Regions from separate parts of the Mus musculus genome. Here region 2 is linked to region 1. A link is a loop called in an ENCODE intact Hi-C map of the cell type or tissue named here. Cell type or tissue: left cerebral cortex. All regions are shown on one strand. Each heading gives the region's core, and the rest is flanking DNA. Links, peaks and the distances in the headings are about the cores only.

What was found. Peaks named below come from ENCODE experiments on the same cell type or tissue, not always from the same donor. Only the 100,000 strongest peaks of a DNase experiment are listed, where the experiment ranks them.
Region 2: it touches region 1 in a loop (2.7-fold over the local background); 2 of 42 quality-filtered maps call a loop at or near these places.

Annotation. Positions count from the first base shown.
Region 1 is chr14:24,308,313-24,313,688 of GRCm38, reverse strand. It overlaps E330034G19Rik (RIKEN cDNA E330034G19 gene), which reads right to left. Exons shown (of 7, transcript NM_001379547.1): 6 at 5,372-5,376; 7 at 3,729-4,255. The coding sequence ends at 4,111. Among named protein-coding and RNA genes, the nearest start is that of E330034G19Rik, 18 kb to the right of the region's middle. In left cerebral cortex, for the core only: a CTCF peak has its summit at 2,389 (motif pointing left); a DNase peak (open chromatin) is centred at 2,378.
Region 2 is chr14:24,426,348-24,431,723 of GRCm38, reverse strand. It overlaps Gm41109 (a long non-coding RNA gene), which reads left to right and starts at 1,870. Exons shown (of 3, transcript XR_874408.1): 1 at 1,870-5,376. In left cerebral cortex, for the core only: no CTCF peak of the experiment used is centred there; a DNase peak (open chromatin) is centred at 3,086.

The DNA.
Region 1 (5,376 bases), core at 159-5,158:
AGCAAAAACCATCCAGTGGAAAAAAGACAGCATCTTCAACAAATGGTGCTGGCACACCTGGCGGTTTTCATGTAGAAGAATGCGAATTGATCCATTCCTATCTCCTTGTACTAAGGTCAAATCTAAGTGGATTAGGGACTCCACATAAAACCAGAGACACTGAAACTTATAGAGGAGAAAGTAGGGGAAACCCTCGAAGATATGGGCACAGGGGAAAAATTCCTGAATAGAACAGCAATGGCTTGTGCTGTAAGATCGAGAATTGACAAATGGGTCCTCATGAAACTGCAAAGCTTATGCAAAGCAAAAGACACCGTCAATAAGACAAAAAGGCCACCAAAAGATTGGGAAAGGATCTTTACCTATCCTAAATCAGATAGGGGACTAATATCCAATATATATAAAGAACTCAAGAAGGTGGGCTACAGAAAATCAAATAACCCTATTAAAAAATGGGGCTCAGAACTAAACAAAGAATTCTCACCTGAGGAATACCAAATGGCTGAGAAGCACCTGAAAAAATGTTCAGCATCCTTAATCATCAGAGAAATGCAAATCAAAACAACCCTGAGATTCTACCTCACACCAGTCAGAATGGCTAAGATCAAAAATTCAGGTGACAGCAGATGCTGGCGTGGATGTGGAGAAAGAGGAACACTCCTCCATTGTTGGTGGGATTGCAAGCTTGTACAACCACTCTGGAAATTAGTCTGGCAGTTCCTCAGAAAACTGGATATAGTACTACCGGAGGATCCCACAATACCTCTCCTGGGCATATATCCAGAAGATGTCCAACCAGTAAGAAGGACACATGCTCCACTATGTTCATAGCAGCCTTATTTATAATAGCCAGAAGCTGGAAAGAACCCAGATGCCCCTCAACAGAGGAATGGATACAGAAAATGTGGTACATTTATATAATGGAGTACTACTCAGCTATTAAAAAAATGAATTTATGAAATTCCTAGGCAAATGGATGGACCTGAAGGGTATCATCCTGAATGAGGTAACTCAATCACAAAGGAACTCACACAATATGTACTCACTGGTAAGTGGATATTAGCCCAGAAACTTAGGATACCCAAGATATAAGATACAATTTGCTAAACGCATGAAACTCAAGAAGAAAGAAGACCAAAGTGTGGACACTTTGCCCCTTCTTAGAATTGGGAACAAAACACCCATGGAAGGAGTTACAAAGTTTGGAGCTGTGTCAAAAGGATGGACCATCTAGAGCCTGCCATATCCAGGGTCCCATCCCATAATCAGCTTCCAAACGCTACACCATTGCATATACTAGCAAGATTTTGTTGAAAGGACCTAGATATAGCTGTCTCTTGTGAGACTATGCCGGGGCCTAGCAAACACAGAAGTGGATGCTCACAGTCAGCTAATGGATGGATCACAGGGCCCCCAATGGAGGAGCTAGAGAAAGTACCCAAGGAGCTCAAGGGATCTGCAACCCTATAGGTGGAACAACATTATGAACTAACCAGTACCCCAGAGCTCTTGACTCTAGCTGCATATGTATCAAAAGATGGCCTAGTTGGCCATCACTGGAAAGAGAGGCCCATTGGACACGCAAACTTTATATGCCCCAGTACAGGGGAAAGCCAGGGCCAAAAAGTGGTAGTGGGTGGGTAGGGGAATGGGTGGGAGGGTATGGGGGACTTTTGGGATAGCATTGGAAATGTAAATGAGGAAAATACCTAATAAAAAAGTATAAAAGGAAGAGAGAAAGAAAGAAAGAAAGAAAGAAAGAAAGAAAGAAAGAAAGAAAGAAAGAAAGAAAGAGAGAAAGAAAGGAAGGAAGAAAGAAAGGAAGGAAGAAAGAAAGAAAGAAAGTCGGTCCTAGTCAATAAACCATAAAACAACCACCTGGAAAAAACACTTCCTCAGCACACTCTGAGACCTACCATGGCAGAAGGGCAGCTTCCACTGTCCCTCTTGTGTTCCAGTCTTGCTCTCCACAGAAACATGTGGCCACTGATGCAGACTCTGTGCACCATGGCTGCTCTCCAGCTTCCTCCCAACACTGCTTAGATGAAGGTACTTTTGTTTCAAGAAGGATTCGTTATCCTACCCTATCATCAATGAATATAATCTCATCTCTTCACCAGATGTGCCTAAACTACATTTCATCCCAGATGAAAACTGAGAGATCTGCTCCAAAATTGAAAATAATTGATGCTCAACTCATAGAAAGCAGTGGCAACATCAGATGTCTGCATAAATGTCTGGCAGTCTAAGAATCCTAGCATATCTACCCCATGGACCTGTCCGGGCACATCTCCAGACACCTCTTCAGTTAGTTGGAGGTGACCAACCCAACTAAAACTACATGTGCTCATCATCTCTAACAGGGTATCTGGCTCCCTCTTCTGGCCACTAAGGGAGTTGCATGCAGAGGGACCACAGACAAGTCAGCCAATTCACCAAAAATAAAAATGTTTTTCCCTTCTTTCTCCAGCCCCACTCATTCCAGCCCTGCTTGCCCCAACGCAAAGATTGACTGACTGACTGACTGACTGACTGATTGATTGATTGATTGATTGATTATATGGAAGTACACTGTAGCGGTCTTCAGACACACCAGAAGAGGGTGTCAAATTCCACTATAGATGGTTGCGAGTCACCATGTGGTTACTGGGATATGAACTCAGGACCTCTGGAAGAACAGTCAGTGCTCTTAACCACTGAGCCATCTCTGCAGCCCTAAATAATGTTGTTGTTGTTGTTGGTTTTTTGTTTTGTTTTGTTTTGTTTTTAAGAAAACACACAAATGTATGGGTAAGGTCAACAACATCTGTAAAAAGCTACTTCACAACATGACTTGGAAGGATTATATCTGTTGTGTCATTATCACTGATGCTGATTTCAAGAAAAACTGAGGCTCATAGCTCTGTATTTCCTGATTTCTTTTATACTCCTTTGAATGTTCAGATTTCTTGAGAAACTGTAGAGCAATAAGAGTGTATTTATCAATAATTTCTTCCACAGGGTTAATAATGAATGTGTGTTATAGAGTATTATCTTTTATGGGCAGCAAAATACATGACAGCAGGGATATAGTATGGTAGTGATTATCTTACACGCGTTCGCGACCGGCCAGGAAAGAAGCAACAAACCGGAATCTTCTGCGGCAAAGCTTTATTGCTTATATCTTCAGGAGCAAGAGAGGAAGAGCGCGGCAGAGAGAGGCAGAGAGGAAGAGAGAGAGAGAGAGAAGCAGAGAGAGGGGCAGAGAGAGAGAGAGAGGCAGAGAGCAGAGGAAGAGAGCAGAGAAAAAGACGAAGAGACGAAGAAGAGAGGGAGTGCCAGGACCCCATACCCTTTTAAGGAGAATTATCCTCCATCTAGGACGTGTCACTCCCTGATTGGCTGCAGCCCATCAGCCCAGTTGTCATCATGAGAAAGGCAGAGCACATGGCAGGAAAACTGCCCCTGCACATGTGCAGATTATTTACTACTTAGAACACAGCTGTCAGCGCCATCTTGTAATGGCAAATGTGAGTGCAGCTCCCCACAGTGATTACATCATAAAGTGTGGCTCCATGAAGTAAAGCATACCCACATACAAGATGACATCTGCCTGTGTGGCCAGGCTGGTTGGGAATTCACTGTGTAGCCCACACTACCTGGAACTTACAAAGATCCATCTCTGCCTTTAAGTTCTAGGGTTACAGGAGTGAGAAAGCACCCTTGAATATAGATGACAGTCTCCAAAGTGAAGAGTTACAAAAGTTTATTATTCATAAAACATTCTCTTAATGGGCATTAAAAACAGAAGTCAGTATAAACAGTGAATGATGCTAGCAATTTTTGAAAAATAATAAGAACAAATAGCATATCAATAAGAAAACCAAAACATCTAAGAGCAAAACTCCAAACAGAAAACCAAACACAAAATTATGCTAAGCACCATTCTCTCACTACAGATTTAGCATCACAAACCTACAGCTTATCTCTGGTCTTGGACACAGTGACAGGGTAGTCACCTCAGTTCTCTCAAGGGGAGTTGTTAGAAAATCAAAGGGAAGCAGACCCAGAAGAAGGCTGGTGGCTCATGGGCTCCATAAAATCAGGGCCTATTCACACTGAGGAAATACACTATGTTAAAGCAAACCCACCCAAGGGATCCTGTGGTTTCTGGGGATGGGGCTCAGCAGGGGGCTCCTGATGTAGCAGGTCTTTCTGCAGGACTCTCTCTTCCTGGGCTATGGCCAGTTCCATCTCTTGCTGCAATTTATCAAACCTGGGAGAGGAAGGAAATTAAGTCACTGGCTTGATAGAGACCTGCCATGATAGCTGTCAGGCTGCTACCTCCCACCACCTCAACTGTACTGGTCACTCAACATGGATCGTTACCCTGAAGCCATTGTTTATAGCCCAACGAATAACACTCACACAGTAGCTTGGAGTATTCTTGGCCTTACACACAGGTCAGAATCTGATCGAGGTACTGTATGTTCTCTGTTCTACTAGAAACTAAAGGACTTTCTCTTGCACTCCGGGGCATCACTTTGTAAAGATAGCCTACCATCCTCAACAGCATATTCGTGATAATACAAGTTATTTATGGTGAGTTAGTGATGGATCGCAGCATTATACAGAAGGACATACTATAGTCTTGCAGCCTTGGCACCTGAGCAAGGTCATGACGATAGCTCAGTCAAGCACTCAGAAGGTACCAGGCACCCAAGCAACATGCATGCTTGAGCCTGTGAGGCAGGAGCAGTGTTTATTTCTCCAGTGGTGTCTCTGAGAACTACGGCCCAGCACAGGCTCCTGAACCAAAGCTGACATTCCTCAGAACAAGAGCTGGGAAACTGCATCCTGGCTCTATATGGGAGTCTGTGGTAGGACACGTCCGTGAAAGATCTGAACAACCCAACAGCAGAGGCATCGCGTGGGTTCATCCTAGAAACTGCTTGACCTATTGTATCCAGAGAAATCTTATCACAGAAATGGTTAATCACTGGAAAAAGCAGTGTTAAAGGAGTGGAAGCTGTTCTCTACAGGAGATGTTCCTAACTAAAATGTAATTTCAGCCAGGGATGGAGGTGTACACTTGAGATTTCATGACTTGGGGAGGTGAAGCGTGCAGATCTATGTGAGTTCAAGAACAGCCTGCTCAGAACATCCTAGAGATCACAGAAGGCCGTCACAATGGCCTGCACACAGAGACTATTAATCATCTGGTATCCTGGACAGAAGTTCTTACTGCCTAGAACACCAAAACACATCGAGTTATGCTTTTCCTGGCAGTGGTTCTTAGTCGTGCTAATAATCAGAAGCCCATATAAGAGAGAGATCCCAGGTACAGAGGACCCAGGCGGCTCTACCCTCTCCTTCCAGCCTGGGATCCTACCTCAT
Region 2 (5,376 bases), core at 106-5,105, 120 kb before region 1:
ATCACAAAAGAACTCACATGGTATGCACTTACTGATAAGTGGATTTTAGCCCAGAAGTTCAGAATACTCAAGATACAATTCACAGACCACATGAAGCTCAAGAAAAGGAAGACCACAGTGTGGATACTTTGGTCCTTCTTAGAAAGGGGAACAAAATACCCATGGAAAGAGTTACAAAGTTCAGAGCAGAGACTGAAGGAATGACTATCCAGAGACTGACCCACCTGGGGATCCATCCCATATACAGTTACCAAGCCCAGACACTATTGTGGATGCCAACAAGTGCTTGCTGACAGGAGCCTGATAAGCCTGACAAATACAGAGGTGGATGCTCACAGGCATCCTTTGGATTGAGCATGGGGTCCTCAAAGGAGGAGCTAGAGAAAGGATCTAAGGAGCTGAAGGGGTTTGCAGCCCCATAGGAGGAACAACAATATGAACCAACCAGTATCCCCAGAGCTTCCAGGGACTAAACCACCAACCAAAGAGTATACAAGGAGGAACTCAAGACTTCAGCCGCATATGTAGCAGAGGATGGCCTTGTTGGTCATCAATGAAAGGAGAGGCCCTTAGTCCTGTAAAGGCTCAATGCCCCAGTGTAGGGGAATGCCAGGACAGGTAAGCAGGAGTGGGTGTGTTAGTGAGCAGGGGAAGGGGAATGGGATAGGGAAGTTTTGGGAGGGGAAATGAGGAAAGGGGATAAAATTTGAAATGTAAATAAAGAAAATATCTAATAAAAATGAAAAATGGCAGTCAATATAAAGATGGAATAGCTTATAACAAACATACAATATCCCAATAACAGGTGAATATCAAAACAACAAAAAATAAAAAAACCCAAACAAAAACCTTCTGCATTTTCTCACCGCTGATTTCGCAGCACAGACCTAGTGCCTATAGCGGATCTTGGACATTTTCTGGCAGGCCACTCAATTCAGGTTTTCAAAGGTTGTTTTCAAAGGGAATCAGACACAGAAGCATCCTGAATGGATCATTGGCTACACAAAATTATGGTGTATTCACACTAAGAAAGGGAATATGACAAAGAATATGGAACGAAGGGATTCTAGGATTGTGGCGGGGGCGGGGGGGGGGGAGATGAGGCACAGCAGGGGGCTCCTGATGCAGCAGCTCCTTCTTTCTGTAGGAGGCTCTTCCTGGGCTGTGGCCAGTTCCAGTTCATGCTGCAGTTTCTCAAACCGGAGAGAGGAAGGAGGCTAAGACAGACCTGGTGGGGACCTGCCATGTCAGCTGTCAGGCTGCTACCTCCCACCCCCTCAACTGTACTAGAAAGTTAATTTTGAAGTTTTACCTCAAATCACTGTTTCTACGCCCAGAGAAAAAGTCACACAGTAGCTGGCCCTAGAGATTTTCTAAGGCTTAAATGCATGTTTAATTTGAGCTAAGTGATGTATATTCTCTGTTCTACTAAAAAGACTAGGACTAGGACTTTCTCCTACAATCCAGGAGCATCATTTTGTAAAAGTAACCTCATATAGTCAATAGCATGTGAGTGATATGCACCGTATTCATGATGAGTTAGTGATGGACCACAGCATAGACGTAATACAGACCTGGACAAGGTCATGGCTAGCTCAGTCCTCCTGCTCAGGATGCACCTTGCTCACAAGCAACATGCAAAATACAGCCTGCCAGGCTGATGCAGCAATTCTCCAGCTGCCTTCTGAGAACAATGGCCCCTCACTTGGTCTAGCACCAAACAGAAGCCTCATTTTCCTTAGACCTAGTTCTGGAAAACTACTTCCTGGCTCTCTTTTTAGTATGATATATGTTACGTGCCTGGCCCTTTAAATTGTCCTATGGTCTTCAGTGACAGTTGGCCTTTGGACTTCTGGGAGCAGGAGAGGGTATAAAAGCCCACAGAAGCTGAGAGAGGCAGTAGGAGAGTGATGAAGGAGTTGGAGAGTCCTCAGAGTGGGTAGAAGTAGGGTCCAGGAGTCAGAAGAACACAGTCAGAGAAGACAGATGTTACAGGAAGAAAGTATGGCTAGAGAAGAGATGAGGTTTTGAAGGGTGAAATTAAGAGATAGCTGTGAGTGAATTTGGGGAGCAGACCGAAAAGACAGTTGATGACAGTTGAGGCAGGAGGAGGTGAGCTGAGCCAGAGAAATATTGTTAGGAGATAGATGAAAAAGAATTCACTAACAAAGTAGCAATAAGAATATAAAGGAAAACATAACTTTTTACAAAGAGTTACATTTCTATCAGTCTGTTCCAGAGCACTCCCGGGAAGGGTCTGAGCATCCCTGCAGCAGCGGCTTCTGTCTGTCTGGGTTTGTCCTGGGACCTCCTGAACCTATACTATCCACAGAATGGGTAGATATGTGTAAAGGCCTCGAGAGCACTACTACAGGAGTAGAATCTGCTCTTTACAGGGAATGTAATTTTGGCTAAGCAGAGAAGGTGTACACCTTCAGGTCCTGTCATGTGGGAGTCAGAAGCAGGCAGATATCTGTGAGTTCAGGGACAGTCCACTCAGAACATAGTAGAGGCCAAAACAGGAGTCAAAATGCCTGAGACACAAAGAGTAGCAAACATTTTTTTCCTGGACACAAGTTCTTGTTGACTAGAGCAGCACAAAACTTTGTGGTCCTTTCCTGGCAGATATTAGCCTTGCTGCTGAACAAAAGCCCATAAAAGACAGAGACTCCAGGTGCAGGGGGACCCAAGTGCATCTCTCCCCTCTCATCCCAGCCTGGGTTCCTTCCTCATATGGAGGACTTCAAAGTGATGCTGCAGTTTGTCTGCTAAGTTCTTTTCCTGGATGGCCATCTCCCTCTTCTGCAGCATGTACTTAAGCATTAAGAAATGCTTAAGGGGGAGGCCCTTCTTTCCATAAGCTGTTCATTACAAGATGGTGTTCTTAGTGAAGGGTTTGTCCAGGCCTTCATACAAGAGCAAGCACGTACAGAGAACCCCAAGAGCCTGCTGTTCAACCAGGCAAGCCAGAGGCTTTCCCAGCAAACCTCTGGGGGAAAAAAAACAGTTTAGAAGTAGAGACTAAGAAGAAAAGTCCCAAATGGTCTCCTGGAGCCAATGCACACAGGCATAATTCAGGGCGCCACCCCCACGCAGGCTTTGCTGCTACACTAGCATGCGAGTTTAGAATTAGCACTCCAGCTCTTTCAGAGGAGGTTTCAGAACTTTGCTCTCTTTCCTTGAAAACTAAAAATGCAGTGCACAACATGCTCTGCATGTTCAGACCGTGTTGAGGTGGTGAGAGAACTGTTTTCCCTGAAGCCCCAAGTCTCCTGCTCTCTCATCTAGGCTGTCAAAAGTCCTTCCCGCATCCCTGGCCATTCAATCAGACTTTAAAGATCCAGGAAGGAAGAACTTCCCAGCAATGCTCAGAGAAAACAGGGCTCTCGGGGTGATACTCAGTCTTCTGTCCCTGTGAACCAAGAACTGCTCAGTGGACAGAGACCTCATTGGGTTGCAGGAAGAAAGAAGGCCACTTGCCTCCAGAATCCATGACAATGAGAAGCACACATTTGGCATTTGCACTGGGATATTCTCCTTGCCAGCAGCTTCCCACCTGTGATGTCCCGTGACCCTGCCATGCACACGAGCCCCAGAACTGAGACCTCACTCAAAGCTCTGTGCCTAGTAGTACCCCACCTCTCATGAGGACATGTACACGTATGACATGTCAATCACCTGTCTCCTTTATTGGACTGCAGCTTCAAGCAGAGCAGCAGGATATGCTTGCCAACGTTCACTTTCTCACAAGAGATTAACTTCCCCAAATACTTGTGCCTAGACAGAAGAATGAACGATTACATTGTGTGAGGTGGGTGGGTGGTAAGGCGTGTGCATTAGAAAGGCTACAGGCAAAAGCAGAGGTGTGTGGGTGAGCTGACAGTCAAAATGGCAAATGGTGCCAGACATTAGCCTGACCCACCAGCCTACCCTACCTGATGTTGTTGAGTCTCGAAGTCACTGGTCTCTTCATCTTGGTCCCTACAGATCACCTTAATGTCCCTGAAGTGCTGCTGTAGCAGGGCCTAATCCCCCTGCATTTTTTCCTGCCTCAACATACAAACCTTCTTCAGCTGACACTGCTCCATCAAGAGTCATCTGTGCAGGGTATGGCGAACAAACTCTGCAGAATAAGCCCCTCACAACCTCCTTTTGCATCCTCTACTTCAAGGTCTCTTTAAGGCTACCTATGATAGGAACCCATGAAGAACTATGAAAGGTCCCAATACAGTCATGACAGTTGTACTCAAAAGACCATAAACCAAGAACAGGCTATACAGGGAGAAATAAGTAACCCCTAATATCCCTAAGAGCAATAGGGATCTATGTCCCTCCAAAGAAAGAGGGATGTCCACCTGTCCTTCTCTGTCCAAGATAATGAGGAAACATTAAAAAAAAAAGTCAGAGGTAAATAACCTCTGGGTAGGACAGGAGAGCCAAGGGGAGGACATTCTATCTTCTTTTTCCATAATTATAGGCTCTGTGAAAACTCAGCCTAATATTAGAGGCTACCTGTCCCGTATTTCATGGTGTGAATCACTTTTCTCTTGATGCTCCTGAGGATGGCAGGACAATGCTGGGAGGGGAACAGTCTCTTTCACGCTTAGCAAAGCTGAGTACGAAAGGACTGGGGCTGATGGCTACACAGCAAAAGGGATAAGCTGCACACTCTCTAGTCTAGGAACAAGGAATGACACAAACGGTCATTGCACAGCTGCCGGAGTCCCCACAGGCATGTATCTACAGAAGCTGGTCTCATTCTCCTGCTCCTGGGTGTTCTCTGTTGCTTCAAGAGTTTCCTCATTTTCCAAGCTTTGCAAGTCTTACATGATCTGCTTCTGCTTTTTCTTCAGATTCTCATACAACAGATTTGAACTGTGGGAGGGGCTGGCTGCAGGAGGATAGAATCCCATGAATGCAGACTGAAGGATCCTGGGGAATCTACATTCTGGATTCTATGTACTGGGGCATTATGGTGACTATGGACATCTTATCCTGGCCCAAAGCCTGCAGAAGTTATGTGTCCAGATGGAGAATGCCCAGGCTGTATGAGTCACTCAGGAGGACTGGAGGGGCAATTTAGCCCATTTTGTTCTCAGGAGCCTATGCCACAGGGTTTGGCCCACAGATACCAGTGATTTAATTTCTCTTGTCTGTCAACAAGGATTTTTAGATATTAGATAATTACTACTGGAGTGTCAAACATTTTTAGAATTTTGCAGATAAGACACAAGGGCACAACAGCTTTATAAACTACTCAAGAGATTTCAATGTGCCTCCAAGGTGCAGAATAAGCCAAGAGCTGGGCTGCTTATAGAGGGGCTCCCAGAATGCATCACTGGCATTGCTTTGAAACTGTGTGCACACCCCTAATTC